5 separate regions of the Mus musculus genome follow, and regions 2, 3, 4 and 5 are each linked to region 1. The links are chromatin loops, found by intact Hi-C in ENCODE. Cell type or tissue: left cerebral cortex. All regions are shown on one strand.

Evidence for each region. A loop is a pair of places that touch in the nucleus more often than their neighbours do. Peaks named below come from ENCODE experiments on the same cell type or tissue, not always from the same donor. Only the 100,000 strongest peaks of a DNase experiment are listed, where the experiment ranks them.
Region 2: it touches region 1 in a loop (7-fold over the local background); 4 of 42 quality-filtered maps call a loop at or near these places.
Region 3: a loop joins it to region 1, with 2.4 times the contacts of the local background. A loop is called at or near these places in 8 of 42 quality-filtered maps.
Region 4: it touches region 1 in a loop (2.0-fold over the local background); 4 of 42 quality-filtered maps call a loop at or near these places.
Region 5: a loop joins it to region 1, with 3.0 times the contacts of the local background. A loop is called at or near these places in 4 of 42 quality-filtered maps.

The regions. Positions count from the first base shown.
Region 1 is chr2:148,393,115-148,398,114 of GRCm38, reverse strand. Sstr4 (somatostatin receptor 4) reads right to left here and starts at 2,738. Exons shown (of 1, transcript NM_009219.3): 1 at 1,351-2,738. The coding sequence starts at 2,644. The coding sequence ends at 1,487. In left cerebral cortex, a CTCF peak has its summit at 2,171 (motif pointing right); DNase peaks (open chromatin) are centred at 1,743, 2,212, 2,818, 2,976 and 2 more places; H3K4me3 peaks cover 3,261 bases; H3K27ac peaks cover 3,279 bases.
Region 2 is chr2:148,323,132-148,328,131 of GRCm38, reverse strand. No RefSeq gene overlaps it. Among named protein-coding and RNA genes, the nearest start is that of Gm39957, 66 kb to the left of the region's middle. In left cerebral cortex, no CTCF peak of the experiment used is centred here; DNase peaks (open chromatin) are centred at 247, 417, 699 and 2,094; H3K27ac peaks cover 1,595 bases.
Region 3 is chr2:148,277,316-148,282,315 of GRCm38, reverse strand. No RefSeq gene overlaps it. Among named protein-coding and RNA genes, the nearest start is that of Gm36597, 110 kb to the right of the region's middle. In left cerebral cortex, a CTCF peak has its summit at 2,907 (motif pointing left); no DNase peak of the experiment used is centred here.
Region 4 is chr2:148,186,297-148,191,296 of GRCm38, reverse strand. No RefSeq gene overlaps it. Among named protein-coding and RNA genes, the nearest start is that of Gm36597, 18 kb to the right of the region's middle. In left cerebral cortex, no CTCF peak of the experiment used is centred here; a DNase peak (open chromatin) is centred at 2,234; H3K27ac peaks cover 1,040 bases.
Region 5 is chr2:148,204,026-148,209,025 of GRCm38, reverse strand. No RefSeq gene overlaps it. Among named protein-coding and RNA genes, the nearest start is that of Gm36597, 36 kb to the right of the region's middle. In left cerebral cortex, no CTCF peak of the experiment used is centred here; a DNase peak (open chromatin) is centred at 2,140; H3K27ac peaks cover 1,892 bases.

The sequences.
Region 1 (5,000 bases):
GATTTTTCCAGGCAAAAATTCTGAAGACCTGGCCTGAGTGACCTGCTTGGGTTTTAAGATATTTGTGCCTGGGACCAGAATTCAGCCGCCTTGTCCATTTCCCACATACCAGGCAGCTGCTACTGTCATACAAGTCATGGCTCTGGGCAAGAAGCCCAGAAAAAGGTCACCTCCTGCTTCTCCCAGGGTTTCAGAGATTCACTGTAACCCACAGGGTGGTGGAGCATTCCCTCAGGCCCCACTCTACTTCTTGGTTCACTCTGGATCCTCATTAGCCTCCCAACAGCTAGATAGAACTCATGCTGACTGCCCTAGAAGACACAGGGCTATGTTCTTTAGGATGATAGGATCCAGGTGTTTTCTTTTCAAGAACACTCTCCCTTGCCAGGCAGCTGTGGAGACTGCCCAGATGACTACCCTGTGCTTCCTCCTCCCCCTCTTGGCTCGTTGTTCTAGTACCACCAGCGATGGCTCAGTAGAACTCAGCAGGGCATTTTTGCTATACTGATCTGGGCTGTAATCAGCCACTTCTCACCCAGATGCTGCATAAGCTGGGTTCCCTCCAGCGCTTTAGCCTAAGTAAAGCTCTTACAGGCTGTGAATCTTCCTCAGGGGAAGTATACTGAAGCTGTGGTTAACTTACAAGGCACAGGAATGGCTTTTCACTGTGGTCATCATCTGATGTCAAAACAGAGTCTGTTTCCCCTCCACCTAGTTCTCTGGTCTTTTTCCGACACCTTCCCCCTCATAGCATAGCTCGGGCTTTAATGGGGTTTCATATTCCTGCAATCAGGGACGGGGGTGGAAAAAAAATTGCAGCTGATGAGATTTTAATCCTTTCTGCCTTTGAATTCCTGACCAGAAGTTTTATGCCTTGCAAAACCGCCCCACATCATGCTTCTTTAAGCCTTTCACACTCACAGGAAGTCTCTACTGGCCCCTTGACAACTGGAAAACACTTGTACAGTGACAGTGCAAGTGCCCTCGTCTGTTACGTAGACATCTCACTTAGCAACGAGAGCCTCAGACCGACACAGAGGGAAACCACTTGGAGTTATCCTATCTTCTCCCTTGTCTCACCATACACACTATGCTACCATACAGCAAAGAGCCTACACAGAGCACAGGCTCTGCCTACCTCAGCCTCCCAAGGGCTCTTTCAAGCAGTCACTGTCACAAGTCACACAAGGGTAGACATTCCTTTCTGACCACCACCTGCTTCCCACCTCTTGAAAAATTGCCAGAGGCCCAGGAATGGATGGTACTTTAGCCCAAATCCCAGGGCAGTCCTACCCCCATGGAGGTGTCCTTGGAGCCAGTCCTAGGAGAGGGAGGGACTAGCAGGAGTCCTGAGGCTCCTGGGGACAGCACACAGGCTGCTGAAAGGGCCTGGCTTAGTGAAAACAGGAGTTGTTCTTGAAGTTGCTGGCTTGAGAGAGTGGCGCAGACCCGTTTGCAGGCGAGGTGAGGGAGGGTAAAATGGTTTTCAGAAAGTAGTGGTCTTGGTGAAAGGGACTTGCTTGCAGCCAGGTTCTGCTTGCACGGGCTCCTGCTGGCAGGGCAGAGGAGGGCATATGCATCCTGCACCCCCTCTGCTTTTGAGAGCAGTGGCATAGTAGTCCAGGGGCTCTTCCTCAGCACCTCCAGTTGTTTCCAGGAGACAGCAGCGCAGGCACAGAACCCGCTGGAAAGAGCGCCGGAAGTTGTCAGAGAGGAAGCCATAGAGAATGGGATTGGCACAGCTGTTGGCATAGCTCAGGATGAGGGACACATGGTTGACAGTGGCATCGAGGCTGGTGACAAACAGGTTCAGAAGCTGCACCACATAGAAAGGCATCCAGCATAGCACAAAGACGGTCACCACCATTAGCACGAGCCTAGTGATCTTCTTCTCTGAGCGCCTCCGTTGTTGCCAGCCAGCCCGCAGGGCCACAGCGCGCATCTTGCCCACAATAAGCAGGTAGCATAATCCGATGGCCAGAACCGGGAGTAGGAAGCCCAACAAAAAAGTATAGATCACAAAGACCGCAGACCAGGCCGGGTGAGGCCAGTGCAGGTTGCAAGCCACGGCCTCGCCCCCACGAGCTGGCCTGGTGTCAGCGAAGACTGCGATGGGCAGGGTGACCAGCAAGGATGCTAGCCACACTCCCAGGTTGATTAGCTTGGCCACGCTGGGCCGCCGGTAGGTGGCGGCGCGCAGAGGGTGCACAACAGCCACATAGCGGTCCACGCTGAGCACGGTGAGGCAGAAGACACTAGTGAACATGTTCAGGCCGTCCACGCTAAGCACTGCGCGACACAGCACCGCCCCGAACGGCCAGTGGCGCAGGGCAGCCGCCGAGGCCACGAATGGCACGCTGAGCATGAAGAGCTCATCGGCGACGGCCAGGTTGAGTAGGTAGATGTTGGTGGCTGTCTTCATCTTGGCATAGCGTAGGATCACGAAGATGACCAGGGCGTTTCCCACCAGGCCCACCAGACACACGAGCGCATAGATGCACTGGATAGTGACCATGCCCGCTGTCCCTGTGCCGTCGGACCCCATCGCATCCTCCTCCTCCTCGTCCGGAGCCCAGCTGGCGTTGATCCCAGGGGTCCAGGTGGTGTCCTCGACCCCCGGAGGCAGAGTTGCTGGCGCGTTCATGTCTCGGGGTGCCCACCCCGGGCAGCGGAATGCGGTGGAGAGCAGCGGAGCGCTGAGCCAAGGACCAAGAGGCGGGCTGGGGTCGCGCGCGCACACGCTCGGCTCAGCCGCTCCGCCTAAGAAGTGCGCGGGGGCCCGGGAGCACCCGCCAATCCCTGCGCTGCCGCGCGCCCCTCGGCCGCGGGAGCTCCATTTGCCCGGCGCGCGCCCTTCCCTTCGCGCGCCCAACCTCAGGTGCCTTTGCCCGAAGAGCTCTTGTGGGCTTTTCTTACCTGCGCCACCTCTGCCATGTTGCCAGTTTCGCCGGGCTATCAGAAACTTTACTTGGAACCCGTCCTACCGTGTGCCGCTAGATCTCGCCTCCGTCAGCTCTTCAGATCCTCTCCCCTTAGGATCCTGGTTCTCTCCGAATCGCTCGCTCACTACCTACAGTTTTCTGGGTATTAAAGTATCTGGATGGCCCCAGATTACCCCAAGCACCCAAGCACGCAGAGCCATCATCCCAGCACCTGACAGCCCTTCCCTGCTCTTTCAATGTTCAGAAAGTCCTGTATTGTCCTTTAGCTCAGTCCAGGGATGAGGGAAACTGAAAGTCTCTATGGACATTTCTGTGGATTCAAGGTCGATAAGAGGCCAGAGGTGGAGTTGGGGTCCTGGGGTGTGTGTCTTGGATCTCTCCCTCTCTTCCTGCCCGCCCGCCCTCCCTCACCCCAAACACTGGCCCTCTGAATCTTTTAAATTGAATCTGCATGGAATTAAGGTCCTCAGGAAATGGAGTGGTATTAGGAGAACTAGAGATACCTTTAACCCCAAGATAACTAACCTCAGGCAAGTGAAATGGCTCAGGGATAAAAGTGCTTGCTCTTAAGCCTGAAGACCTGAATTTTATCCCTATGATTCACAAGAAAAGAAATTTGACCTCTATTTCCCACTGTGGCATGCATGCATCTGCCTCCCATCATTCATATATATATATATATATATATATATATATATATATATATATACACATGTATATATATACATATATATATATATACACACACACACACATGAGAGAGAGAGAGAGACAGAGACAGAGAGAGAAAGAGAGAGAGACAGAGACAGAGAGAGAAAGAGAGAGAGACAGAGACAGAGAGAGAAAGAGAGAGAGACAGAGAGAGAATGCTAGTGGTGACATACGGTTTTAATCCTGGCACTTGGGAGGCAGAGGCTAGCCTGGTCTACAGAGTGAGGTAGCCAGAGCTACACAGAGAAACCCTATCTCAAAAAACAAAACAAAGAAAAAAAAATAAAAGAGAAAAAGAAAAAGAAAGTGAATCCCTGTCTCCCAGGTGCTTTGAGTAAGTGGACTCCAGTGACAGAGAGACCTGCTAACTCCCACATGGCACTCACTCATGGAGGTTCCTGCCACAGGAAGAAAGATGGCTTGCCAGCCTGTGTCATCCATCCCTGCTTCCAAACTCACTGCTAGACATGAGCAGGGAACCCTCCACTTCTGCCCTAGATAAGCTGCTAAAGCAAGGCCCTAGAGAAGAGCTGGCCCTAAAGGGCATGACCCCTTTTGTGGTCAGTCCTTAAATGTGCCTGCTTTTTCCTTTAGTCTTATTCCTATCAATGTCTCCATGGGAGGGGCCTGGACCCTCACACAGAAAAAAAGCAGAGGAAATGTTTAGTGGAAGGAGGTGTCCAGTGCTTTCTGTGTAACTCTGGACTCTGGAGAGACTCTTCAGTAACTGTTCCACAGATTACCTCTATTTCCAGGTCAAGCGTGTTGTCTGTCTGTCCCCTTCCCTGGACTCACCTCCTCCGAGGTCCCTTCACCTATTGAGCATTCAGTACTCTCTCTTCCTGGAAAAGTCTTTCCTGAAGTTCTCCGGGTGAGCTTTTGGAATCTTCCTACTTCTTCCTCAAAAGTTCCTTCCTGGTACTTCCTGCCTCCATACTCTTTGCCTCGGGCTCTGAACATGTGTCATGAATGAGGTTCAGGGACTGGTGGGGCCATCTGATCTTGTCTTTTAAAAGTTGCTTCAATGAACTGGTATTAAGTTGATGCCAAGAGGCCCTACCTACAGCATAGCACTGTTGCAAAGGTCAAATCTCTTGTGGTTGTGTAAAAGGAAGTTGGGAAACCTGACTTTGTTTTGGTTTGCATATCACATGTCTCCCATAGGCTGTGTCCCCTTGATGGTGACACTACTTTGCAGAATGGAAACTGGGAAGCAGAGCCTACTTAAGAAAAATAGGTCTCTTGGGGACATGTCTTTCAATTTAAAAGGAAATTATTATTTTCAGTTTCTAAGTGTTTATCTGTGCATATGTTTGAGCTACATGCTACCTGGTGCCTTGCAGAAGC
Region 2 (5,000 bases), 70 kb after region 1:
ATTTTAACTTTTAACATTCATTAACCCTTCATACACTTGTAAAGCTATGTTTCCCTGAAGGCATGGTCCCATTCGTCCATCTCTCCTTCCATGACACTCTGCTGAAACATTGTCTGTGGTTGCTGCCCATGCCCTTATGCGTTAAGTGTAATGCAGGGGAATCAAGAATCACTTTGCACATGCCAGAACCGCAGACAGAGTGCTTCTCACATGCTGAGACTGTGGGATGAAGCTTGGGCTAGTCTCACATGCTGTATCATTCTCATGATGACTGAATGGTTTTCTATAATCAACAATACCACAGAGTCTCTCTATTGGGTTTTATGATCCACCTCAGATGATTGCTGGGGTACAGAAATAGATTTAAAAATGTGAGGAATCCTTCAAACCATCTATATCCCTGGCAGACTAAGAATTCTTGCTGCATTCCATATGGTATTCTCTGGCATGGAAATAGTTTAAATTCTACTCAAATAACTGTAGAGAAGGGTTTCTGAGCTTGGATCCTACTGACCATTTGGTCAGTATGAATATTTATAACAGGAGGCTGGCTGTATAGTACAGGTTGCTCAGAAATGTCTCTCTCTGCTCTCTTTCAACTGGGTGCCAGTAGCCTCTTACTCTTTCCAGTTAAGATATCCAAAAATGTCTCCAGGCATTGTGAAATGCCCTTTGGAGGAGAAAAATCATCACAGTTGAGAACTACTGTCCTGTATCTCTACATACGACTAGTTACTGTTGACTATCCTCATTTGACTTTTGCATAGAGCCAAAGAAATTCATAGCAGTGGTCATTTCCTCCCTTGTGGGAATCTTCCTCCCACACATGCATCATTCAGAATGGAAGTATTCTCAAAGTTTTTGACTTGCTTGTTACATACTAAGTTTAATATGCTGAGCAAAAATAGAGACATAGTGGGTTCTACTCCCAAATTTCAGCAGGACAATAGCAGACTCTGAGTTTCTGCTCTTGTGGAATATCCCTGTGTATGTCCCTGAGGAGCCTCTGAGGGGCATTTTCAAGCCTTCTTTCTTGTGGTGTGTGGGGGGGGGGGAGGGTATGCGCACGCGTGCACGCGCATACCCGCACAAACATGTGGGTGTTGTTTTTAAATATACCAATTACTGTTAGATGCTCACTTGATTGCACTACTCAAAAAAATTCTTTTCCAGATTCAAGTCAGGCTGACAGGCTTACTACTTACATCTGGGTTTCTGCTGCAAGACCAAGTTCACTCAGGGCACCAGTCCTCTTCCTGAGGTCAGCTCTGTGCCATCCCGTTCTCCCTGAACTGACACAAAAAAACCCTGTCTTTTTCCTGATCCCAGTTAAAGTCTCTTTTATTTATTGAATTTCCTGTGGGTTAAGGGAAAACAACAGTCCTTGCAGTGGTGGGAATCGATTCACTGAAGATGTTTATAGCATTTCCAGCAGAGTCCCACTCTGGGGGGAAAGCAGTTTTCTCCCCTCAATCAAGTACAGATGTTCACACTGTGTGTGGTGGTGGCCTTTTCATGTGGTGATGATTTTCCTTCCTGCCTGGGTTATGAGCTCCTTAAAAATGAGGCGTCTCATATCCTTCAGTGGCCTCATCTATTCCCCACACTACCCCTAGGCAAATATTTATTGATTGGCCAGCAATTACACAGTTAAGTTCTGACATGAATCTGTATTTATTAAACAAGAGAGTTGAATAATGGCCTTGGGGTCACTGCAAGATTTATTGATCAGATATTTAATTTGCCTCATCACCCAACTCCATTGACCAAAAATATAGTGGGAAGAAGACAGAACTGTAGCTGCCCCCTGCCCTGAGTAAGAATAAGCTTTTGGCTGATGGCACTCCTTAATCATGGTTTTTAAAACTGAGATGTGGGTAGATTTCACAAAGTCCTTGTGGAATGGACTAAGAGAAGGCTGGGGTCAGCCATAGGCTATGTGGGGTTGTGGCTTCTTTCATTGATTGGGTCAGGGGGTAACCTTGGATGCAAGCAGCAGCACAGAAAAGACAGTCAGCAGCACACATTATTTCCTTGGCACATAGCTGCAGGGGAATTCTGCACCAGATGTCAGCGTGACTCCATTTGATCTAAATCTACCATGTAAATGTCACCGCCTGTCACTTGAGTTGCTGCTTCTCTATCCGGGAAGTGGGGACACAAGCTCTCTGCATTCGCATCCAGAGAGATACACAAGAGGAAACAGATGTAGAAAATAAGACAGTGTGGTATTGATGAGTACATTCTGGTTTTCCCAAGGGCAAGAAACTCATGTCTTTCCATCTCTATGTGCAAACCAAGACTTGTATCATTTTCTAATTATCTTTTAAATAAAATATAAAGTGGAGATTTGGCTTTGTAGTGGAACACTTAAAAGCAAGGTCCTGGGTGTGATTACCAGCATTGAGGGAGGAAAGTGACATTTTAAGAGAGAGAGAAAATGAATGTGATGCAAAGAGCTGACCTCAGGAGGATTGGTACCCTGAGTGAAGTTTCTCAGTAGAAACCCAGATGCTATGTAAGCCCTGACAGCCCAACTTGAATCTGGCGAAAAAAAGTTTTGGGTTGTGCAATCAAGATTTCTGGTTTCTAACCAGGATGTGACTAACACTAATATTCAGGGGAGAGGAGCACAAGTGTGTCCTATTATCCGTCTTGTGCAGGCAGTATAACTGAGGTAGGGATGTGAACTGAGAACACCGAGTACCTCAGAAGAGAGATGGCACACATCTGCAGAAATGCATAAGATATATTTCTCCTGATCTCACTCTTTATATGTTGTGAAAAGATTGGCAATTCACTAGCTCAGAGCCTATTTTAAAAGGTGCTCCCACTGATAACTACTCAGTCCAGTATTTCTCAACCTCCCTAAAGCTGTGACCCTTTAATGCAGTTCCTTGTGTTATATTGTTGCTACTTCATAACTGTAAATTTGCTACTGGTGTGAATAGTAATGCAAACATTTGATATGCAAGATGTCCTTGGTAACTCCTGTGGGGGTCGGGAATGGTTGAGAACAATTGACCTAGTGCCTATACACTCCTATTTTCACAATAGATTGTGTGCTTTAAAAACTGTAAGCCTGGATATTCAAGAGATCCATGAAAAAAATGTGCTTAACTTACCTGCATAAAAACAATACAGGTATGCTGTTGCCTGTCTGTAATTCCTGGACTTGGAAGGCTGAAGCAGAGAATTCTAAGTCTGAGGATAGCCTAGATACGTAAGTAACCTTTCCAACCTTACCCCTAAAAAACCATACAAAAGACCCCCAAGCAAAAAAGGAGTTTGAGTATTTGAGTTATAAAAGATCGCAAAGATGAATAAGATGTACAGCTGAGGTGGTTGTGGGAAAGTGGGTTCCCTCAGGGTTGTAGATAAAGTCAGTGACCTCTGTAACATGTGAAATGTGTTCATCCTTCTCCATCTGCACAAGTCATGGTTCTTTAGAGGATCGCACCCAGTAGAATACAGAGGTGAAAGAGGAGATAGGAGCTGGGGTCATAGAACCTATTGTGGCTGCCTGTAAGCTGAGGGGCAAGAGGAATAGGAAGCAGCTCAGGACCAAAGATAAATTCTCAGTCTGATACTGAAGGCCTGAAAGCCACCTGGAGAGCCACTTATGCAGGTTCATGTTCAAAGGCTGAAGAATCTGCAGTGTAGCATCCTCAGTAGTAAGACATGAATATGCGCAAGGCAGTGCATCCGGTGGACACACAGTTTTCTCATTTTTCCTCTTTTGCATTCCATCATGGCTCCTAGACTATCGAATGATGTCATATGTGTTCAGGATGAAACTTCTCCACTCAGTCTGATAACTTACATGCCAGTCATCTCTAGAGACACCCACAAGACACTCTCCCGAGTGTGCTTTACTAATTCTCTAACCATCCATACAGCTATCAACCAAAACCAACCACCACACAGTCCAGACCCTTCATCTCAGGAGTGGATTAGGAAGGCGTTGAGCTTTTCAGGCAAGCTGCTGCTCCTCTCAGCAAGAGGTAAAGCAGCTACCAATGGAGGAAGGCACTGGAACAATTGCTCTCACATGCCCACTGTAGTCACTGTGCCAGTCAGTTCTTTTGTCAGTTTGATACAATCTGGAGTCAAATCTGAGAAGAGGGACTCTCAGTTGAAAATTAAATACCTCCACCAGATTAGCCTGTAGCTAAGCCCGTGAGGTATCATGATAGATTTGGGAGGGCTCTGCCCACTGTGAGTGGTTGCATCTGTTGTTTGGTGGTCCTATAATGTACAAGAAAACAAACGGAGTAAACCAATAATCAGCATTTCTCTATGTTCTGTGCTTCATAGGTACCTGGAGCTCCCGCTCTGACTTCCCATCATGATGGGTTGTAAACTATATGTTGACATAAGCGCTGTCTTCCCCAAGTTGATTTTGGTCATGGTGTTTATCACAGGGATAGAAAGGAAACCGTGACAATTACTGTGATGCCCGCAAGAATGTACAGCCTTAGTACTGAGGAAAGATTTGGGGTTGAAAAAGTTGCCACAAGATAGGGTAAAATCATGTTTACTGGATGCCTTTTATGTAAAAGTCCATGTTTAGGTACATGTAGATCAATAAACTTACAGAGATCTTTAGAAAGCTATTTGTCTACCAACTAATAACAACAGTTCTCCCAGGACCAAGGAATTAAAAACAGCCTTTGTTGTCTTCTTTCTGACTTTGCTTTTCTAAATAAAATAGTGAAATACTATTACATTATTCCAAAAAGGAATTACATTTTATTCATTTGGAAAGCATAAATGTAACCAATAGTTGGTGGTATAAGTAGGCAGAGCTACTTACTGTCTGGTACAAGTTATTCCACAGTAAGTACATAGGATCAAAATGTAGCTCAATGGGAGAGTAATTGACTAGCATGAACAAGGCTCTGGGTTCAATTCCAAGCACTGCAGAAAAACAAAACAGAACACCATATACATGAAGTGCCATGGTAGCCAATGATCTCCAGATAAAGAAACCAGTAAGA
Region 3 (5,000 bases), 120 kb after region 1:
TTCAGCTGGGTTTTTTATTATCAAGGATGTTTAGTATACTTTCCTTTACCACATTTTGTTTATCAAGAAAATCGGATAACCAGAATGAGCTTCACTCCTCTTTAAGGCAGGACGAGGTGAAAACAGTGAAGAAGAGGCATGGAGAAGGAGAATAGTTCCACGATGTAAATGTCAGTGCATTGCATGTCCTTATTGTCTTCACAGGTTTTTCTTAAGTATATTTTTCATCACAAGCTCTGAACCAGCCACCCTTTGGTGCTTGCCACCTCCTGGTGCTTGCCACCTACAAGTGTCAGCCACAGGTTCCCCCTAAAGCCCATAGACTGGATCATGGCTAGTTACTGGTCCTTGAGAGATGGAGCTGTGGGTTAGACACATTTGTCTCAGCATCTCTGGATGAGTGCCAGGAAAGGATCCTTCACATACTGAGTCCACACAGCCTGTCATCTCTACCTCTTCAACAGGTAAAGGAAGCTGCTCTAAGCAAGCATAGGATTAAGGATGGGGTCCTTGCTTCCCTTCATTCCCCCTCCTACCTCTACACTTTCAATAATTCCCATGAAGCTTGCTTAGATTTTTGACATGCTTGTCTTTCGGAGATGAGAAACTGGTCCAGAGAGTGTGAGAGAGAAAAGAGAGAGATCAGAACTTTTCTCTGTGTTGAAATCTGACCTGTCAATAATTCAAATGGCAAAACAAGAAGTACCCAGCTCCGACTTATCTTTTGTTATTTTTCATATTTACTTTCCTTGGTGTATCCTGGTGGGGTTGAGACAAAAAACTAAAAGGTGAAGAATCAGTTCTTCACCAGGTTGATTTCAGATTAACATTTAGCCCAGAATGCCACAGGCCTGGAAAATAATAATGATGTTAAAGGCATCACCACCCACACCCATCCAACCATCTAGAACACTGCCAAAGAAAGCAAGCAGTAGAGGGACCTGCTGGTGAGGTGGTTCCCTGAGAGCTATGGGGACATGCATTTCTGCCATTGAGATGATTTCCAGTGCCTGGTGTCAACCAACTCAACTCTTGTGAACTTGGAGATATGGTTGGTGTGAAAAACATTGCTCTAGGTCCATTCCATCACCACCATATTGGCTAGCTCATCCAGGAATGGAACCTCAAGCATTTGTGGATCTTTGTTTCTTTAGTGATGATGGTACACACAGCTCTGATAGAAACCACTGAGCCTGGCTCCTATTCACTGTTGCCATGTTGTCTCCAGTCCAAACACTAATAGGGAAAAATACCCTCAAATCAGACACCATAATTAAATTGTTTTGTTATTGCATTGTATGGGTAGATGAGATTTACCTAATCAAGAAAGCATGTAAATTAATTTAAGTAGGCATGAGTGACAGAGTCACCAATTTTGAGGCACAGCAGAAAGTGCTTATGCACTATATTCATGCTAATGTGCTTTCCAGCTTAGGAATGTGCCTGGGGAGGATGCTTGCTGCTACATGATTGATTGATTGATTGATTGATGGGGTCCTAGAAACTGGACAGACCCAGCGGATATAAAGTTCATCATTGGAGACAAATCCTGTTCCTCCGTCTTCCCACTAAGTTGAATCAAGTCCTATGACTCAAGAGGAGAACTTTCACTATGCGTCTGCTTTAAATAAGGAGACATTAGGCTCTGGGAATGCATCTTGGAAGAATGCCCCAATGTTCAGCAGTATTATGCTTGGCAACTAGACACCAAACAACTTCAGAATGTGGACCTCAACTGAGAAGACACATAAGCAAACCCGAGGTGGGGATGGAGGTGCATATAGTTATTTGGAGGTATCCCCAAGGAATCAGATTGGAGGGAGTAGAGAAAATAAAATAAAACAAAACAAAATAAAGGGAAGTTAGCATCATAAGCCACTTGCAGTTGTAGGTACCGGAACTCAACCCAGGTGGAAAGAAAAGGTGAAACGTGGGTGGCTTCACTTGAAGTATGGGTTCTTCCCATCAGACCCAGCTGTTGCCAGATACCATCTCTACAGGTTTATTGTACCCTCTCTGTGTCTCCCACTCAAGATGTCCCTCAAAAAGATGAAAGAGAAGAAAAATGGCTTCTATTGTCACTCTGTTTCTCTCAAGGTATGTATCAAGATCTGCTCTGTAGGACTCTTGGGCTGGTACTCATACTTCTAGTTTTTCAAGATGCCGCCCTTTCTCAAAAGTTTGCTCACTGATGGAAAAAAAAAAACAAATAGAAAATATAATCAAAGACAGATTTCAGAGCTTATAATGATAATGATTTCCCCCAGGTCACAAAAATCAATCAACAAACAAACAAACAAAAAACAAACAAAAAACAATGGCCTGTATTATGAATGATTCTCTACGTGCATCTTAAAGTCTGAAATCAGTTGCTCAGTCTGAGCATACAGGAGAGTGGATATGAGAGGCTTCGTGAACCTGAGCTCACCAGTTTAACATTGATGTTCAAGAGAAGATGTGACCCACCCAAGGAAAGGAATTATCCACATGGGGCTCGTTTGCCTCAAGCAGTAACCTAAAGCCAGTGTCAGGGTATGGGGAAGCCTTTGAAAACTAAGCCAGAGAGCAATCTGAGAAGCAGTTCACAGACATGATGGTGGAAACTCTCAAGTCAGAATGATAGCTGTGCACTTATAAAACCTCCAATTATTGGGAGGAGAGAGGCACTAGGTGCCGAGTAGCTTCAGAAGGCAGAGCCCTGTGGAGTCTGGTTCAACCAGAAGGGCTTCTGACTCTCAGACTTCTGGTCAAGAAAGTGGTCCTTGATGATTCTTGATTTTTTTTCCCCTGCTACAAACCTGTGTGGGTTTCTAAACTTGGAAGCTTCGCGGACTGCACTCTTAGCTACAGTTTCTTTTAATTTGTTTCATGGAGAGTAAGGAAAATGGGTGGTGCCCCCTGTTGATAGAAACTGGCCTTTCCTCTGGGAGAGAGCCATTGCCTTATTGCTTTGCTTGGCATTACTATCTCCCTCTCAGGGCTGATTCCCCCAAGGGGTTGGAAGCAGTGTATTATAGGGTCATTATAGACCAGAGGGTATGACAACTATGTTAGAGCCAACTTGTCCACAGCTCGAACAGCTTTTTCCAAACAGTCTTGTGGAAGCCACTTGTAAAACACCATCTATTTTTCATACCTCAAGTTCCAGAAAGTTCTGGAGAGCCTGTAGGATAGAAAACAGCTGGAAAGTGGTATACTGGTTTGCATCTGGCAACAGGATGGGTCAAATCTATTTTCACTTCTCAGACCCAGAAGACTTTAGAGCTAACACCCATGTTTGGATGTCATTGTTGGATCACAACACAAATGACTGGCAGAACTCCGAGGACACTGCATGTGTGGTAGCCTGTGTCTGGGGAAGGAACTTGGTCAGGCAAACTACTGATGGCAAGTCAGAGTTCAAAGGCTGAAGGACCTGGAGTATGCTGCCCAGAAGCTGCAGAAAACACACAAAAGAGAAGAAAGGCCTAGCTATTGCAGAGTTTCCTATCTTGGGGAAAGGGCTGGCCTCTGGTATGGCTGTTTCTGAAACCTATGAACTATGTAACCTGAAGGTATTTTAAGAGAAGAGGAAACCATTATTGGCCAAAGGCAGTTCTCTGAAGGAACAACAGGAACGAATACAAAGGGACCTTGCTAAACAAGGACAAGACACCAAATGGCATTAAGACAATCATGCAGACTTCCCACATTGTTCTATTTTGCTTTTGATCAACCAAAATAAGAAACAGAATTCTGTAGATAGAGTTTATGTGGGAATGAGTAGAATTTACAGACCTGGGAAATTTTGATAATCATAAGCCTCTCTGAGGTTACTACAGAGAAAACGCTGTGTGTGTGTGTGTGTGTGTGTGTGTGTGTGTGTGTTGTACATGTTCATGTATGTGTGCACATGTGTGTGGTGGCCAGAGGTAGATAAATATTAGATTTTCTCCTCAGTTACTTTCCACCTCATTCTTTGAGATAAGGTCACTCACTGAACCTGGAGGTCACCAATTTGGCTAGGCAAGCTGGTCAGTGAGTTCAGAATCTGTCTCTTTCCACTCCCCAGTGCTAATATTACAGTCATGCACTACCAGGCATATTTATTTATTTTAACTTGGATGCCAGAGGTCTGGACTCTGGTCCTAATGATCTTATTTTAAGAACTTTACTGCCTGAGCAGGTCTCTTCCCTCTCCACTGTAGGGGAAAGTGTGTAAAGTCCAAAGAGAGAAGTAGTATAAGCTGGTCGCAGCAGCTCCTTGAGAAGGTGGAATGGGCTGATTCATGGGACTGGCTGTTGGCATGGAGATGTCTACCCAGAAGCAGTTGTAGCTGCGTAATTGAGTGCATCTTGGATCAAAAAGGCTTTTGTTAATGCTGTGAGGTTAGTTGTCTTTGACGGCAGTCCCCTTGCCGCCTCTTGACTCCATCTTGCAAGTGCCTGACCTGGGTGACTCCATTTTGGCACAGAGGACTTCCACACCTGTGACCTGAACATGTAGCCTGCCCTTAATGAATATGGAGATAAGAGATTTTTACAGCTGGAAAATATGACAAACGTTTTATAATGAATTTTATGGTACATCTATAGTATCATAAAATATAGTATAGTATATATTGAATATAGTGTTAGACAAGAAGTAATTTCATATTAATAAGAAAATAAATGTATGTTATCAAGTGACCAATCAACCAAATGGTAGATGTTTCCTTAATGATGTTTATGAGGTAACTGGACAACCCAGGGGTAGGTGATGGACAGTGGGAAGGCAGAGATAGATGCATGGCCTTACATAAGAAAGACATAACACACTGAGTACTTCACATTGTAATATAAATTTCCAGCTAAGGTACAGACACTTTGTGCAATTTCATATGAAAAGGCATCAAAATGTACCATCTATGGGTGAGAATGCTATGATATCACTACAAAAGTCCAATCTTTTAAGTTCAAGGAAGCAGTTCCATAGATATCCTTAGGTGGCTAGTCTTTTTCAATCATTAAAAGAAAGTAAG
Region 4 (5,000 bases), 210 kb after region 1:
TCTGTATGTCAATCTCTGCTGTACTCCTGGCACCTGACAGGGCACCTGATTGTGACAAACTGCTTTGGTGTAACCGAGAAGGTGGAAAGATAACCGGAAGGTTAGTCTCAATCTCTTAAGCCGTGCACCTTTAACTCCTTCTTTCGATACATTCTTCCTATTTTGCTTTTACTTTTCTAGAATTTTTCCACACATGCTTTACAAGGCCTGCCCAGTCTACATGGAGCTGAGGAAAGCTATGAAAGTAGCCAAGTACAAAAATGTAAAGTTAAATAGAACATAAGACTTGTACAATTCTTGAGCACCAACAATATGCCACAGTGTCAAAAGGCATTACACACCTGGGTTAAGACAGGAGTACTTCTGACATATTTTATTATATATAATAATAATATAGATAAATGTTATATAACATTTTGTGGTTGCATAATACTCTTCTATATTGATCTATAAAAGTTAAATTTGGCATTTCTTCTGCCATTATAAATGACACAAACCTCTTTATACAACAGTCTCCCACATATCTATATATATGCCCTTAGTAGAAATTTCACAAAATGAAAATATTCAATGTTCTATAGTTGTGTGAAAATTGAACTGTGAAATAGACTCACTTCCACTTGCTGTTGCTTCCTGGAATTATGATGTCATAAAAACCAATGTACTGTAGGATCTTCTGTGGATTTAAAAAGATCATCATGGATGCTGCTTTCTTTAATGTGATTCAAGATAAGAACATGGACCCACCAACCAAAAATCATTCCTACATCACAGGTAGAAATGAGAAAGGTTTTCTCATATTCCTGTAAGGATGCACAGTCAGAGAGATAGGTCTTAGAGTCCTGTTACTTACTGGACTATAGAAAAAAGTTGAATGGCATGTCTACATCTCAGTGACCTTTATTTTAAAGGACTAGGTTGGAGTCAGTAACTAGAGAAACAAAGTTCCCTTCTAGCTTTGAGAAGCAACAACTCTGTGGAAATTTTAGTTTTCGAAAACACCCCATTGTGCTTCTTATAAAGCTAAGCATATACCAGCCCAGCAATTCTATTATGTGCCTTCTCAAGAAAAAGGAAATCATATGTCTTTAAGAATTTTTAGGCAAAGAATTTTCTTACCAGCTTTATTGATAATGGCCCCAAAGAACAAATCAACCAAATGCCTACCAATGGTGTATTCATGGAATCCTATGTAACCACTGAGGTACTGGTAGGCACAGTCATATGCATAAATAGGCACATGTGCAAATGCCCTGAGGGTCAAACTAGATAATTAGTCTCCCAAGAGGAATTGCATTTACTTGGGAACAGAATAGCATTGCAATGAGAAAATACGTGCCTCAGTAAATGGTGAGAACATTCGTGGAGGTTGGGGCAAGGTGAAGTTTTTAAAACCCAAAGCTAGAAAAGATGCATATGCTATCTGAAGCAGTAATTTGTGGTCTAACAACACAGTGACTATAACAGAAGATCTAATAGCAGGAGAGGCCAGTCTGAAGCTGACAGACAAGTACCGGGCAGATGTCCTGAAGAAAGGTTCGCTCACGTGCTTGTTTTCAGTTAAGCCTGAAGTGCTCTTTGAGTAATCTGGGGTTCTGAGAGGTTTTTGTGATAATTACCATCATCAGCACTGGATGGTAACATCCTTCGCAGCTCCCTTGCTTATTTATTTTTGTTTTTGTAAGACTTGACAGAAGCAATTTAGTTGGATTCTGACAAGTATCACATGTGCGGAAGAAGCCTAGAAACACTCTCATGTGTATGCCGCTGTAGAACTGACAAGATTGATCTCTTGGCACTAGAAGTCAGAATGTGCTTGCCCTGGATAAGGCAGGAGGCTTGATTTGGAAAAGACTCAGAGAACTGCCTGGAATGATGTAAACATTCCCCATCTTGTTCTAAGTGCTGATCATTCAGAGGTGTATCACTGACGAAACTCAATGTCTCAAACACTTGTTTTGTATATAATGTCCCTGTTTCTGCTTTAAGTGTCTTCTGAACGAGCTCACCATCCTGCTGGAAAATATCTAGGTGAAATAAACATCACCTTGGGGCTAAAGAAAAAAACTGGATGCTTCAGAGGCCCCCATTAAAATCCTAGGAGAAGAAACACAACTTCCAATCCTAGCATGGATGTTCAGGGCAGCTGCACCAACATGTGTCCTTGATTGTTGGCTCAAAGATGTCCTGAAGCCGCCAATGTGCTTTATCTCAATTTGACAAGAGCTAAGTGCTAGAAAGCACAGCCAAGAACAACCCTTTCAGAGTAGAGAAATGTATTTTCCAACTGACAGAGGGATGAAAGCTTACGATCTTTGTGGGGAAGTCTGCACAGCTGTGCAATTATCTGGGTAATCCCCCCCCCCTAAGAAAGAGGCATGGAGGCCAAAGATAGAAATGCTAAACAAACAAATACCAATTGGGGTAATTCCGGGAGCATGGAAAGTCCATAGTGTGTTTGTGCTCTGCCCTCTGGGAACGGAAGGGCCACCTGGCATTGATGCATGAACTGAATATCGTACCTGTAACATCATGACCAGCTCGATCATGATCTGCCTATAGGACATTGGTTTGTAGCTTCTCAATTCACCTCTCCAACTGTGGCATGCGGTTGGTTTGGTTTTTTGTTTTTTTATAGGTACCCACCCCCCCAAATTTTAAGTCTCATTCACTTTGCTGCATGTTTGAGTGTCTGTGAAGGCCAGAGGTTTATATAAGGTATCTTCATCAATCACTTTCCACACTGTTTTTGAGAGAGTTTCTCCATGAACTTGTAGGTAATTGATTGACTAGACTGACTGACCAGTGAGACCCAGGGACCTTTTTATCCATCTCCATAGCCATGGAATTAGCGGCAAATGCCACCATGCCTGGAATTTTTACATGACTGCTATGGATCTGAACCCAAGTTCTCATGTTTATACAGAAAACACTTATGTCAATCAAGCTATCTCTCCAGTTCAAAGATGCATTTAATTCACCTAGTCTCCCAGACATCATAGCTTAGCCTGGCTTGTCTTAAATGTGACAGAGCACTGATCTTCTCCTTAAGCTGGAAGCAATCATTAACACAAAGTCGATTTTATAATAAACCATGGAGGATCTCATACAATTTATTGAATGTTTGTATCCAAAAATGTCATTGTAGTTCACTCTAAGTAACTAGACCACTGACCTTCATACCACTGTCACTGGCTACCACTGCCTGGCATCTCAGGAGAGGTATGCTAGAGCATGTCACTAGCTGAGGAGAAGGCACACACTTCAAATTCCAAGAACCAAGTCCAACCAATGTATTTTTGCTTCTGTATCATCACAAAAGAAAAAATATCAAGGCCTAGTGGGATCAGACATTCAAAACAAAGTCTTCATCCACAAAGGTAGAACATATAAAATGCTGCCACATGATAATACTGCTTTTTAGCTTTCTTCTCTGCCAACTTATCATGAAAAGTTCCATCAGATGGCTTTTATGAGAAGTAAAGTGCTCCACAGTAGCTGTTACTTTCTTAATCATCTCTTACTAGAAATGGACACAGGATGCATTAGTAGGAAAAGCTAGACTTGACATTTTTAAATAGAAGGTTATTTTTTTAAAGTGCATTCACAGAGGTAAGTATAGCTCATCACTAATTCAGCAGGGACTTATGGGAAAAGAAAAAATGGAAGGCTAGACTAGATTTCCAGATCTTCTGCCTTTGGTGACATACTGTTATCACATCACCTTCATTAGTAAATGCACTAATGTGCTCCATCCAGGGAGAACAGAAAGTGACCACAGACTCATTGAGAGAACTCCATTTTACAGCTCCTAAGAAAATGGAAGGAAACAAAATAGACTTCAGAACTCCAGGCCAGCTGTTTGTTGTACTCCCAAGGCCAGACACACTTCTCATGTTTGACACATTTTCCTGGTGACCCACCATAGATTGGCCACTGAGAAGCCACAAATCAAGTCAGAAATGGCCCACCATCTCCCTTTATCAGAAGGCCCTCATAAAGGTAAAGCCAAACACATCTAGATAGCCTTGGCATTAAAAAATTGGCAAAATCTCCAAGATGGCTGGATGATTACTGAGTGTGGATATTTTGTCAAATGTTGGTGAACATGACTAATTAAAAGTGAAATGAAGGGTAGTGGCCCAGGCTTCTATGCCAGCATTTGGGAAGCCTAGGCAGGAAGATTCTAAATTGCAAGCCAACCTATATTATACAATGAGACACGATATCAAAATAAATTATAATAAGCACTAACATATTCAGATGACAAATGACAAACCGAGAAAGTTAATTGTCACAAGAATCCCTCTTTTTTTTTTAGAGTTGAAAGTACATGTAGATTTTAAAAATAAAATACACACTGCCTAGAAAGTCAAATGGAGGATAAATATAATGATCTAGTGGGAAAGAAATACAAATGGCTTATTTAAATACTGAAAGTGACTTGGTCTCACTCATGGTCAAAGGAATGCAAGCAATGCCCCTTCTGAAAGCCTATTTCCTGTTAGCCAGCTTGGCAGTCTAACAAATGAATAGCTGAAGAAGGGGGTTGGACACGGTGACTATATAGGGGATTTGGCATGTACTGTGAAAAAGTTAACATCCAGTGCGCTTGACCACTAATATTTCCATAATGCTGTTCATTCTATGGCATGTTTGCTCTTATGAGACACGTTCGGAGAAATTTTTGCCTCTGGGGTGGGAAAAGAGTCTAGAACGCTCTCAGTTGCCAACCACTTGCATCATCCGAAGCTTTGTAAAACACAAAGCAATTTGCTAAATCTGATTGGTCCTCACTGCTTTCCTACATGCCCTTCCTCTCAATCTCACTTTCACGCTCTCTCTTCCTCTCTCTCTCTCCCTCTCTCCATCCCTCTTTCTCTCTCTCCTTCCTTCCTTCTCTCTTTCCCTCATTTCTTCTGTAGCCCAGACTGGTGTCAAACTCACAATATAGTCAAGAATGACCTTAAACTTCTGATTCTCCTGCCTCTACTTCCCAA
Region 5 (5,000 bases), 190 kb after region 1:
CCTGAAAAACTCCCAAACAAATCCTTGAAACCACCAGACTTAGTAAAATTCTACAAGACTGCCACTTTATACGAGGGAGGACAACCCAGAATGTGGCAGCCTTTCTCTTCAGCCTGCAGATTTCCTTGGGTTTCTGAGTCTATCCACACATAAAGGTCTGGGTCAGGAGAAACATAGTCACAGAGCCTCTCAGGATCTTGCTTTTCTGATCTGAGAAATGGGCAGAAGAAATGAGTGCGTGACTCTGATCTGTAGGGGTTGCAGATGCAGGTCTTCTTTCCTTTTAAGGCAGTTATCTTTCCTTTTAAGTCTAGGATTGTGAGAAGTCTGGCTCTTATTTCTGGTTTTTCATGGTGTCGAACCAATATAGGATTCTGCTTGGAGCATTTTGTTATTTTAGATCCACTTTCACTGCAAACCCTATTCTTTGCTGGGTGACATTGACGAGACTTGAGGATCTTCCTTCTTTACTCTATGTATGTTTCAGGAAAGTAAAAGAAGGCAGGAGTCACATTTATGTGACTGTAAATACTAGAAAGAAACAACTTCCTCAGGGAAGAATTTGCTTAGGCTCATGGTTACAGATGGCTTTAGTCCATCGTGGCAGGAAGAAACAGCTGAACAGGTTAGTTCATGGGTGACTGATGACCCACAGCAGATCAGGAAACAGAGAGCAGAACAGGAAGTACGCAGAGACACGAAGTCTGCAAGCATGCTCCCCGCCCCTGTGACCTACTTTCTCAAGCTAAGCCCTAACTCAAAAAGATTCGACAGCCTCTCCAAATATTGCCTTCTGTTAGTACACAAGCATTTAACACATAAGCCTGAGGTGGAGGACATTTCGTATTCAAACATGTCCAATGATATAAAACCTCCCAGTGGGCCCCACCTCAGAAAGGTTCCACCACCTTCCAACAGAGCCAGAAGCAAACCACAATGAAATCACAGCTGATTCTAGTATTGCTATCAGTCATTTTAGTGGTGTGTGAATTACTGGATTGTAATGAAGTTTGTTTCATCACAATCCTGAACTTGAAGTTACCTATACACAACTTGTGAGTAAGACCTCAAGGTCTTACATACATTATTTGACTTGAAAGCAGCTTTTAGGTGAGCTGGTCTCCAGCTGCTCATTGCTTCACTCCTTTCTACCTGGGATTTTCCTCCTTGCCACCACTGCCTCCTCCTACCTTCTTTCCTTCTCTTTCCCTCTTCTCCTCCTTCTTTCTTTTCTTCTCTGCCCCTCTTCCTGTGCCTATCTGTATGGAGTGAGACTGCCACAGCTTGCTGCCCACATCCATGGGGTTTGGGCATTGGGTGGCTGCTTAAGGCAGACTTATCTTCATATTAGTAGGCCTTGTTGAGGATGCCATTGTCCTGGAGCCAAATCTGTCTCTTATCTTATAGCTGCCATCCATGCTAGCGATGGTCCTTTCTTTTAGGCTTTGATGTCCAAGATGACTCTCTTATTTCCTCTTGCACTGTCTGTCATTCCATTTTCTTCACAGGAGTCTCCATGATTTCCTTTAAAATTGGATATCTTCCTTCCCCTGGCAGAAATGGGTTGACCACACCCCCTAGAATTAACCCAAATGCCACTCTTTATTTACAGCCTACTTCTCATTCACATTTGAAGTAGCTTGGGACCATATCTACTTTATCAATATAAAATCAAGTGAGCCCCATGAGGTTTCCAGCACAAGCCAATAAGAAAGAACAGAATATAGATGATATAGATATAGATATAGATATAGATATAGATATAGATATAGATATAGATATAGATATAGATATAGATATAGATATAGATATAGATATAGATATATACAGATATAAATAGATATAGGGCAGTTCAAAACCTTCTGAAGTGTCAGACTTTGTAGGCAGGGGTCTTTAGATAATGAGAATACAAAATATGCCTTTCTAGAAGAGAGAAGAGAATCTTAGAACATGTCCATGAAACATTACAAGTGAAATTGTCACTGTGACTAAAATTGTCTTTGAGGGAATAAAAATCAAAGGATAAGAAAAGAATTAATCCTTAGCAGGCAGGCAGGGTTTTTTTTCTTTTTATATCCTGATTATGAGTCATTGGCAGTGCTCTGTGTGTGGAAGTGTCCCTAAGTGCCTCTCCTTTGCAAGAGCAGTTATTTTGAGCATTCTTCACTTAAAAATCAAGTGGCAAGTGCTGCAAGATTCAAAGCCCAGGTCCTATCAGTGTGTGGTTTCCCAGAGGCTGGGCAGTGGGAGACCACAGCTGGGAGCCATTAGACATGCAAAGGAGAGGAAAAGTGCAGGCCACCCTGAAGTTTCTGCGATCTGCTAACACTGGCTTAGGCAGCTGCATGTGAAAGGCATCCTGTGTTCTTAGTCTCTAATTACCCAAATGAAACTGAATTTCCAAATACAGAAGAGGGACTCCTAGACCCAAACAGAAGCCAGAGCTCAAGTGAGACAATGACTACCACCAAATATTACTACTCAGCTCTGTGGCATGACTCCACTTCCTTCTTCCTTGGATTCTCTTTGAGAGTCCACAAGAAGCATTTTGCAATGCATGTAGGGAAACATGATTAATGAAAGTAAACTTTTTAAAATAAATGGGACATAAAGAAGTATATCCCATTAATTTTAAAAAGTAGCCGAGAGAAAAAAAACTACATAGAATAAAGTCAAGTGTTCTACAAGTGAGCATATTTTTGGATTTGGGTTCCCCGGCAGCCCATGAAAGAGAAAAGGAGCAAAGAGTAAATAGCATAGATGGCTACCCTTTGACGGTTTAACAATCCTACTGCAGAACAGCCTTCCTTACTCTAGACACACTGACCCAGCTGCAATACAGGCTAGGTTAAACAGGGCTGGAATTGAGCACCATGCCTTCAAGCCAACGAGCTAACTTCTAGCAAATCCACCTGGCAGGCTTGACTCTGCTGACTTCCGCAACCCTGCCCTTCAACTCTGGTGTCTTAACTTAAAAATGGGAATATATGTCCTTCCGAATCTATAAAGAAGTGGTTCTAGGAACCTCTGAATACCAAATTGACCTTTGCAGAAAATGGTCATATTTTTTTAAATTTTATTTTATTTGTAATTCATTTTTTGCACTCTATATTACACCCCTACCCCTCCCCATCCTCCCTCCGACTGCTCCACATCCCACACCTCCTCCCCACCCAACTCTGTCTCCACTTGGATCCCACACATATCATTTCAAACACTTCCTTGTGATAACTTTTTGTAAATACTTGTTCTACTAAATTGGGTAAGGAACAATAAGAAGACAATGCTTATATTTTCAACTCACCCAGCACTGTAAAACTTTTCCCTTTGCAGCTGTCTGAGTACATGAACAAGAATCCTGCAGATACAGAGGACCATGTGATGCTAATACCACATATGTTTGATAAGTTCACAGAATACTTGAAGGGTCTACCATATGGTACTATTGACTAAGTATGGATGAGATACACAAATCACACCTGTCCACCCTCAGGGAATATACATGTTTGTGCAGTCAAAACATAACTCAGTTTTATGGTAATAAGAGGTGGTCTTATAAGATTGAGCCTCCCTACCCCGAAGCTGACAGTGACTCAAATACATAAGCAGTTTGCTTGGGTATCCCCAGGCAACCTCTCAGAGGAGAAGACAGTACATCAGAAATAAAGACAAGTAGTTGTATGTCACAGGATGAAAGAAAGTGATCATCAAGTGTCTCGGGTAGAAAAGAGACAAAATTAGAAAGGAGTATTCTCTACCAGTCTCTGTTTCTCTGTTGGATATGGTGCCATTTAAAGTCACGATTTCCATGTGTAGAAGAAACAAAAGTATAAAAGTGCCTGGAAACCATAGAGCAGAAGCTAAGAGAGTGGATGAGCTGGCCACACTGATGGACAGGGCAGGATGGCCATTAGAACGAAGTCTGCTAAACCTGGGACAGTGATGTCAATGCCACAGTCTCAGAACTTATCATCTCAACTCTTGACAGTGTTTATTCCATTTCTAGGATTGTGCATGCTCAAAGAAATCTTTGCTGTACTGGGCTCCTATGAAGACCAATTTCTTTTTTTATTGAATTATCAGGGGAGAAAAGACATTTTTCTTTGTGAATGCATGGCAATCAACCTGACATGCTTTCTGCAAATTGCTGTTACATATTTCATGTCTCTGGGCATTATCTATCCTTTTGTTCTAGTTGCATGATCATCAACTACCTTTGTTATTATTTGCATCTCAGTGCCCTGACATAGAGACAGGGATGTCCATGGATGAATGAGTGGTTCAGAACTTGGACAGATACAATCCAGGCTGGGACTTCAGGTAGATTCTGAGAAGTCTAGAGTCTATATAATAACTTAACCCAAAGTCTTGCTTTTTCTCATGATAAATGAGTGCAATATCTGCATATCAACCCAAGTCTATTTTGATAATTTGAGTCATATTTTTTGTATATGTGAGAATTTTATACACAGAAATGCCCTGTTATTCCATTTGATTATAGCTAATCTTGGTGTTCTAGTTTAAAGACATGGAAGGAAACACAGAGAAGCAGTCTAGGATGATAGAGAAAGGAAAGCAGACACCCGAAACAGTGAGAAAGCAGCAGCTATAGTGAGGATGGAGTTTCCACAAACAAATACAGATGTTAGCAGCTGCTGGCATGCTCTATTGTAGCACCTTGTACCACAAGCCAACAGCTGCTGGAAGCAAGCATCTGTGAGTGTCTGCTGGCTTTCATAGTCCAAGTGTGGTCATCATGTGAGCTGGGCAGAGAAGGTCCTGTAGAGTTAATTCTGTAGAGGAAGACTTCTGAGGCAGTGATGCAGCAGTGGATGAAGGCCGGTGCTACTCCCTCCATTATGCGGGCAGGGAGAGGCATCCTGCATATCACATAAGTCAGAACCCTGGCAGCCCTGAGCCTAGGAAAGCTGGCTGCACATCACCACACCTGCTAATGTTTTTTTCCCCATGGTCTTTTCCATATTCCCACTTTCCCCAAA